2 separate regions of the Mus musculus genome follow, and region 2 is linked to region 1. The links are chromatin contacts, found by Hi-C or POLR2A ChIA-PET in ENCODE. All regions are on one chromosome and are shown on one strand. Each heading gives the region's core, a stretch centred on a gene start or an enhancer-like site at or near the end of the contact. The rest is flanking DNA. Distances are from core to core; before and after follow the strand shown. Region 1 has its middle 26 kb from the start of Pds5a. Region 2 holds the start of N4bp2 (NEDD4 binding protein 2).

What was found. A loop is a pair of places that touch in the nucleus more often than their neighbours do. ChIA-PET counts read pairs that join two places held with the same protein, here RNA polymerase II (POLR2A).
Region 2: a loop to region 1 is called in a map of heart, with 5 times the contacts of the local background. The contact joins the promoter of N4bp2 here to the enhancer-like site in region 1. A Hi-C loop is called at or near these places in 9 of 37 maps with a recorded cell type or tissue (gastrocnemius, heart, left cerebral cortex and 1 more). POLR2A ChIA-PET finds 5 or more read pairs at or near these places in 5 of 5 experiments (Patski and embryonic stem cell).

What each region holds. Positions count from the first base shown.
Region 1 is chr5:65,722,533-65,726,316 of GRCm38, reverse strand. No RefSeq gene overlaps it. Among named protein-coding and RNA genes, the nearest start is that of Pds5a, 26 kb to the right of the region's middle. Within about 2 kb of position 1,621, at least 1 of the 3 ENCODE cell types and tissues checked has a DNase peak (open chromatin) inside an H3K27ac peak, as active enhancers do; it is heart, where a contact is called at or near this core.
Region 2 is chr5:65,761,639-65,765,422 of GRCm38, reverse strand. N4bp2 (NEDD4 binding protein 2) reads right to left here and starts at 1,902. Exons shown (of 20, transcript NM_001024917.1): 1 at 1,833-1,902.

The DNA.
Region 1 (3,784 bases), core at 372-2,871:
GTATAAGCCATATAAGTCATTTCCTCACATTGATTTTGGCTATAGTGTTCTATCACAGCATAGAAAACTCTAACTAAGACCTTATCTTAAAAAATAAAGGTGACTGCCCAGGCATGAGAGAATATGCCTTTAATGCTAACCCTGGACAAACAGAGGCAGTCAGATCTCTGCAAGTTCAAGGCCAGCTTGGTCTACATAGCAAGTTCTAGGCCAGCAGGGATGTATATGTATATGTGTATGTGTATGTATATGTATATGTATTGAGATCCTATCTCAAAAATAAGTAAATAAATTAATAGGGAGGGTTTGAATAGATGGCTCAGTAGTAAAGAGTGAATATTGCTCATTTCTCAGCCTCCCCATTAGACAGCTCACAATCACCTGTAATTCTATCTGTATGAAATCTAATACCCAGTGGAACCCCATACTCACGCACATACCTATGTATAGATACATATACATATACCTAATTAAAAATAATAAATATTTTAATTCTTTAAGATTTATTTTATGTGTATGTGTTTTGCCTGCACATATGTACACATACCAAGTGTGTGTCTGGTGCTCCGTGGGCCCATTAGATCTCCTGAATTTAAAGTTACAGATGGTTGTGAGGCAACACGTAGGTGCTCTAATTGAACACAGATCCTCTGCAGGAGCAACAAGTTCTCTTAATCACTGAGCCAGCCATCCAGCCCCATCCTCCCACCCCCAAAATTTTAATGGTAGAAAGTAATTAACTAACTTCAGGCCTCCACACACATACATATGTAATACCACACACAAAATTAAAACTACAAATAGATTAGGGGAAAAAAAAACAAACTTGTGCTTGTTAATCATTTATCAAGGGGAATAGAAACAACGTGGAAAATTTCAGGCAACAAAATCGCTGTAGCTTGTAAATGTATTGTTAGTCAATAAATTCTGACATTGTGGAAAGACACAAACATGGCAGTCTATGGTTGGAACATAGCAGACTCCCAATACCCAGGCTGGCCTCAAACTCTCTCCTGAGAACATGAGCTTCTGGGCCCACCAGTAATGACTTTTGGAACTCCCATGGTGACACTATTAACCTTAGAATCACTTAGTAGGTTGGTATTTAAACTAGCCAGATTCGGGTTTATGTTTTTTTTTTTTGTTTTTTTTTTTCACCGTTACCCAACATCTCTAAAAGCCTTTCTCACACACGTTCCCTGGATCTCTGATGGTATAAACGTGTCTATTCAAACAATTCTTTCTAGCCCAGTATACCTCTTCACAGGTTTCAGTTGCTACCTCACTTTTAGAGGCCTGCTGGGACTTGAATCTGGTTACAGATCTAGAAGCAAAGGGCGGTTACCAGTTACCGGTAGAGGTCGGTCTTGAGATCTGGCCTGCCTATTGCATTGGAAAGAGAGAACAATTTCCTCCGGCTATTCAGGCTAAACAGCACGAGGGTGGCTGTGTGAATGTGTGTTGGGGGTGGGGGGAGTCCCGCCTACAGCACGAGGGTGGCTGTGTGAATGTGTGTTGGGGGTGTCCCGCCTACAGCACGAGGGTGGCTGTGTGAATGTACGTGTTGGGGGAGCAGGGGGGTGGAGTCCCACCGAAGATGCAAAGATCTCTCACTGGCAATGGAGATTCAGCAGACTAGAACAACCCAAAGCCCTGAGCGCCTCCAGGATCTTCCCACCCAGTCTCATTCCTATTTTGTGCAGGAAGTAGGTGCTTGGGGGTGGAGATGGGGGCGGGGGTTAGGGGGAATGACAGAGTTTCTGGAGGTCTCTTTAAAAAACAAGGAGGAAGCAGCTTCAAGAGAACTGGACTGCCTTCCGGCCGGTTTTTTCAGTTCTTTCTCGGTTCCCTGTTGAGCCGTAATTTTACTCCCGGGGAGGGGGCGGGGCGGGGCGAGGGGGGCGGTGTCTATGAGGCGCCAGGGAGCCTATCACTATCCATCTCTTGCTGTCTACCTGTATCTCAGTAGCTTGCTCACTCTAGAGACTAGGTACTGTATCTCATTAGGTGTAAATGTGGTCTATCAGTTTTCTTTAGTCTGTTTTTGTGGTGTTGGGAATTAAACTTAGTACCTCAGAGATGCTAGGTAAATGATCTGCCACTGAGCTACATCCTCAGTCCCGAAATTCACTCTGTAGACCAGGCTGGCCTGGAACTCACAGATTCCCCCTGGCACTCAGGAGGCAGATACAGTTTGTGTTTGTTAGTACTTTGTTCTGTGTTCTTGGACTTAGACTGATGACATTTTTTTGGATATTGGACAGACTAAAAGACAAGTTAGTTACTCTTTGCTTCTCTGCATGACCCACTTGTAGGGACTTTTTGACTTGCAGGTGATCAAAGCAGTAGAGGAGAGAGTCTTTAGGCCAGGATCCTTCAGGCACCCGGACCAAGGGCCCTTTATAGTTACCTAGAAGAATCTAGTGGAGGAGCCCTCCCCCCACACACACACCTAGATAAAAGCCTTTCTTTCTCAAGAGCCACCTCACAGGTTCTGACCATCAGGAAGAAGGAAGAGCAGGAGGAGGGATCCGGACCTAAAATTTTGATCCTCCAAGATCCTTCAACAGCGGACCTGTTACTCTAAGACCCTCCTCCTCCAAATCTCCCTACCCTCGCCCCCAAGGCCTCACCAGTGCCAGTACCATTTCTGGGATCCTCAGCCCATATGAGACCAAGGCCATTGCACCCCCTTTTACTGGAGGGAGGATCAGGAGGAGACCTGAGAACCACCTCCCCTGATACCATGGTGGCTCTCCCATTAAGGGCACATGGGCCTCTGAAAAAGGGCAACCAGGCTATGCAATATTGGCCCTTCTCTTTGGCCAACTTGTACAATTGGAAGGCCTAACCCCCACCCCCACCCCCACCCCCTTTTTCAAAGGGCCAGTTAATCTCTTTGAGACTGTTTTATTTATAATGCAAGGAAGCCAGAAGCCAGAATGAATACCCCCTCAGACATGAGGGCACCATCGATTGACCAGGCTGTCGTGGACAGTGGGCTTTCCCTGACTAGACCTGACTGGGACTTCAATATGGCAAAAGGTAAGGGGCGCCCAAAGATCCACCACCAGACTCCACTGGCAGGTCTCAGGGGCTGCATGATGACCCACAAATTTGACCAGGGTACATGAGGTTAAGCAGAGACCAGATGAGTTGCCCACAACCTTTCTAGAGCAGCTCATGGGGGCATTCGCTAATTTGCACCCTATGACCCCAGCAGCATCTTTGTCACAAAGCTACTGTGACAATGGCTTTTATAGACCAGGCTAGAAGAGACAACAGGAAAAAGCTTCAGAGGCTAGAGGGATGACAGGATAAGCTCTTGAGGGATTTAGTGCAGGTTGCTGAGAAAGTCAACCATAAAGGGGAGACAGAAGAGGAGAAGGAACAGAGAAAGAAAGAAAAGCGACAGGGAAGGAATCCGCAGAGAGTCCGGGCTACAGTAGTGAGGGAAAGCAGAGAAGAGAGACTCCAATCAAAGAGAGACAGAAAACCCCTTGAAAAGGACCAGTGCGCATACTGCAAGGAGGGAGGCCACTGGGCTCGAGAAAGCCCTAACAAACGGAAGCCAGGAGCAGGAAGTCCCAGGCCTTGGGGAAAGCGCCAAAGGTCTTAGCCCTGGGTGAAGACAGTGATTAGGGGAAACAGGGTTTGGACACCCCTCCCCCAACCCAGGGTAACCCAGAGTGGAGGGGAAACCCACTCAATTCTTGGTGGACACAGGGGCTCAACACTTGATCCTCCAAACTGATGGCCGTGTTTCCAAGAAAAGATCTTGGGT
Region 2 (3,784 bases), core at 653-3,152, 39 kb before region 1:
TTTGTGAAAACTGAACCACTGGAGTTCGAACGAGTTGCATCTGAGAGCTAATTTGAAGGCCAACCGTAGAAGTGATTTTTTTTTTTAAGGAAAGAAAAGGCGAATGGTGCTATCGAAGGGTACTGTATTAAAAAGAAATAAATTAACTGGGGGCGGAGAGGCAGCTGCAAATCAGTCATTGTTTTCTGAAAGGCCAGGTTATCTCCGGGATTTTTTTTCCCCCCCTCGGAGGCTCAACCAATCCCCACCTTTTCTGAGTTAACCAGTCTCCAGGCAAGCCGCGCTTCTTGATTGGCTCGGAGACACCGAGTAGAAAAAGCAGCCAATCCTTCGCAAGCCAGACCTGTGCTATGGAGACGTTACAACCACTGCATGGCAAGAGTGTGTACAAACCTGTCGGTACAGCAAGGCCACCTCCCACTCCTAAAGACATGTGCGGAAGGATTCCCTAAAGCCAGCGGGCCCTGCCTCCGATCTGGCTGGCATCGAGTTAAAAAAAAAATTCTTCCCGCTCTCTTTTTGGGGCAGGAATAAAGAAAGTGTTGTAACCAAAAGCGCGAGCGGGATAAACTGCCCCGCGGTCTGACTCCGTCTCTCGAAGCCCGGTTTTCGGAGAGCGAGAGGGAAAGTTACGGATGGGAAGGGGTGAGGGTCGCGGGCGCACCCGCCCGGAGGGAGGCCAGCCTGCCGGTGTGGAGTGAGCTTGCGAGCGAGCGTGCGTGCGTGTGGTTTGGAAGTGAGTAAATAAACAGCTCTACGGGCACTACCAGCCCGGGCAGGCGGCCCAAGTTCCCACAAGGCTCGGCCTGGGAAAACGGCGGGGCGCTCGCAGGGGCGCGAGGTCAAGTCGGGGCGGGAAGGCACCCGGAGAATCCGGGGGCGGGAGGGGTGTGTCGGGGCCTGGAGGCCCGCCAGGCGCTGGAGGAGCTGCCGGGGAAGCTGCCGCGGCGCCCGCCTTCGCTCGGCCTCGGGCCCCGCGCCAGGGCCCGCCTCCCGCGACGCCTCACTCCCCTTCCGCCCGCCCGCCCGCCCGGCCCGTGCCTGCCCGGGGTTGCCGCGTCTCTCGCTCGCCGCCCGCCTCGGGCCCTCCTCCTCTGGGACTCCGCGCTCCCGGGATCCCCTCCCGCTCTTTTCCTCCCCGAGTCCCGCCGCCCGCCTCGCCAACCTCCGCCTTTACCTGCTGCGGGAGCGGGGCGTCGAAGCCCCCGGGCCGTGTCGTCGAGTAAGCGCCGCGGGTCCGCAACCCTTTCCCGCCGCCGCCAGCCACTACGCTCTCCGGCGCGGCGCGGCGCGGCGCGGGGCTGGCGAGCAGCTGTGTCCGCGGGGCGGGGGTGGGGGAGACGCAGCGAGCGTGCGGAGCGAGGACACACTGCCGCTCTCCGTCCGACCGGGGAAGAGCAGCCGCGCAGGAGCCCGCCGCGAGAGGGCGGGTGGGCGGCCGCGTGGGGAGGGGTCTCGCGGCCGCCGCAATGGCTGCCACGTAGCCAGGTGGATCTCCGCCCCCGCCCCGGGGCCGCGACCTCTGCTGCTCCGCACACCCCCCACCCACCCACCCCGGGCTCTCCAGGATGCGTCGGCCCGCGCCCGCCACGGCGCCGGCCCGGAGACCCGAGCCCACCGGTGCTGGCGCCTCGCTGGCTCCGTTACGAGAAGTGAGTCCCGGGCCTGGCGGGAGGCGCAGCCCGGGACCCGCGGGGCCCCCCGAGGCTCTCCCGGAAGCTTGCGGCCCGCCGCTGTCCCCCGAGGGCTCCGGGGAAAGGCAGGCGCTGGGACCCCCCCTACTGCTGCCCGTGTAAGCGCCCCGGTGAGCCGCGGCCGGGTCTAACCCTCACCTCTCTCCCGAGCCCGAAAAGCAAAACAAGGTCGTTCTGGCCCTGGGCAGCGAGGGAGGAACTAGGAGCTGGGGCGGGCGGGACTGCAGCTGCGAGGTCGGCGGGGCGAGGCGATGGGCCCCGCGCTGTCCCCCACGGGGGCCCGCTCACTCGGGGCGGACGGGCGGCGGCGCCCCGCGGGAACAAAGGGCCCCGCGGCCCCAGCAACCGGGACGGAGGCTGCCGGGATCCAGCCCGCGCCGCCAACGTGCGGTCGGAACCCGCTGGCCTGAGCCCAAAAGAGCTGCGGCCTTTGCCAGTGTGGAGCTGGAGTTTTCAGGTGCCAAGAAAAAGCAACAGTGTTCCCTTTCCCTGTTAACGATCCTGGATGATTAGCCCGTCCCCTAAGCCCGCTCCATGTTTTTCCTTGTTGGACTCTGACTTCCTTGCTTAATTTGTTCTGTCCTGACATGAAACGATCAGAGTACAAAAGTGTGTGTCTCTCTCTAGCCTTCTGATTAATGATGCTACTGGTCGTTTCGGAGTTTTTAGTTTTGTTCTTTTTGTTTTTGTGTCTGTTTTCTCCTGGACTTTCCTCTCTCTTTGCAATTACTTTGTATTTTTCACTGCCCCCCCCCCCCGTAGTAAAATAACCTCTTGATATTCATCCACATCAGAGAGACAGATTATCTGTCAATTGTTATGGCAATTATTTAAACTGAATGTAGATTTGGAAAGAATACAAGTGAAAAAAATCCCTTTAGATCTGGCTTGAACATTCTCACACTCAATGAGCAAATGGTCTAGTGGGGTTTTTTCTAGAAACTGGTGTATTTAAGCAAAGAAACTAGTGTACTTAAGCAAATAAATGTTCTAATGAAATCTCCCACACAGAAAAGAATATGAATGGATGTGTTTTTTATTTTCTTTGTCTTTTTAGAGATCTCTTGAGTTTCAGTGTTTAAAAATATATACTATACAAACATCTTTATTAAGGCTTATTCTAAATATGGTAAACAAAAGAAATTTAATAGTCTACAATCCCGAGCGTAAGTAGCTACTGCTGAGAACCTAACATTAATCTGTTTCTAAGCAGCTATTAGGAGCCTAATAACTGTAATATATGCCACTTTTGAAATGAAAGAAACTTAGTAATTATAGACTTCAAACAAACCTAGCAAATTTATATTAATTTTGTTCATCTGAAATATGTTCAACGTGATAATAAAAACTTGTATTTAAGTTCTTGAATTTCTTTTGAACATCTGTTAAGGATTTATCACATCTTAAGTCCAAATAATAAAAGGGGGGAATTCTTAAACATTAGAAAATATATTTCAAGGGACAGCACCACCCAATCTGAATTACTTTTGCTTACTATGTCAAAAGAAAAGTATCAAACCCATAAAATTCTCACAGATGTAAAGAACAAAGCCATCTTTACCAGTGTGCACAATGCCAGGCTTGCTTTATGAATACTTCCAAGGACTCCTCTTTCCTTATTGGCTCACATTCTAAGCCAATAGGAAAAGTACAACACATCTTTCAAAGGAGGAGACAGCATTGGAATAAATGGATTGTTTATCACATTCATTCTCTCTCCAGCTTAGGTCCTGTAGTTTCAAAGGAGACATGTAAGAGTCTGAATTACTGAGTCTCCAGACAGGGGTGCTACTTCTCAGGGGTGCAACTCCACCTCTGCAGTCTTCCAGTTGACTAGAGTATAATTGGTTATAATTAATTGTGTGAAAGTAGTATTTAAAATACCAGATGAATATGTAGAATGGCAAAATGCTACCAGCTAATACTTTTAATAATGAGGTGACTACTCAAATTTTAGTTAAAAAACTGGCCCTTAAAGGAACTAGAGATTTGTAAATGTTTTCAGAACATTTGGAACATATTTATTGTATAAATTATAAAGCTGTTTGTTTATATTTGCATTTGGAGCCTAAGTATGATTTCATTGCCAC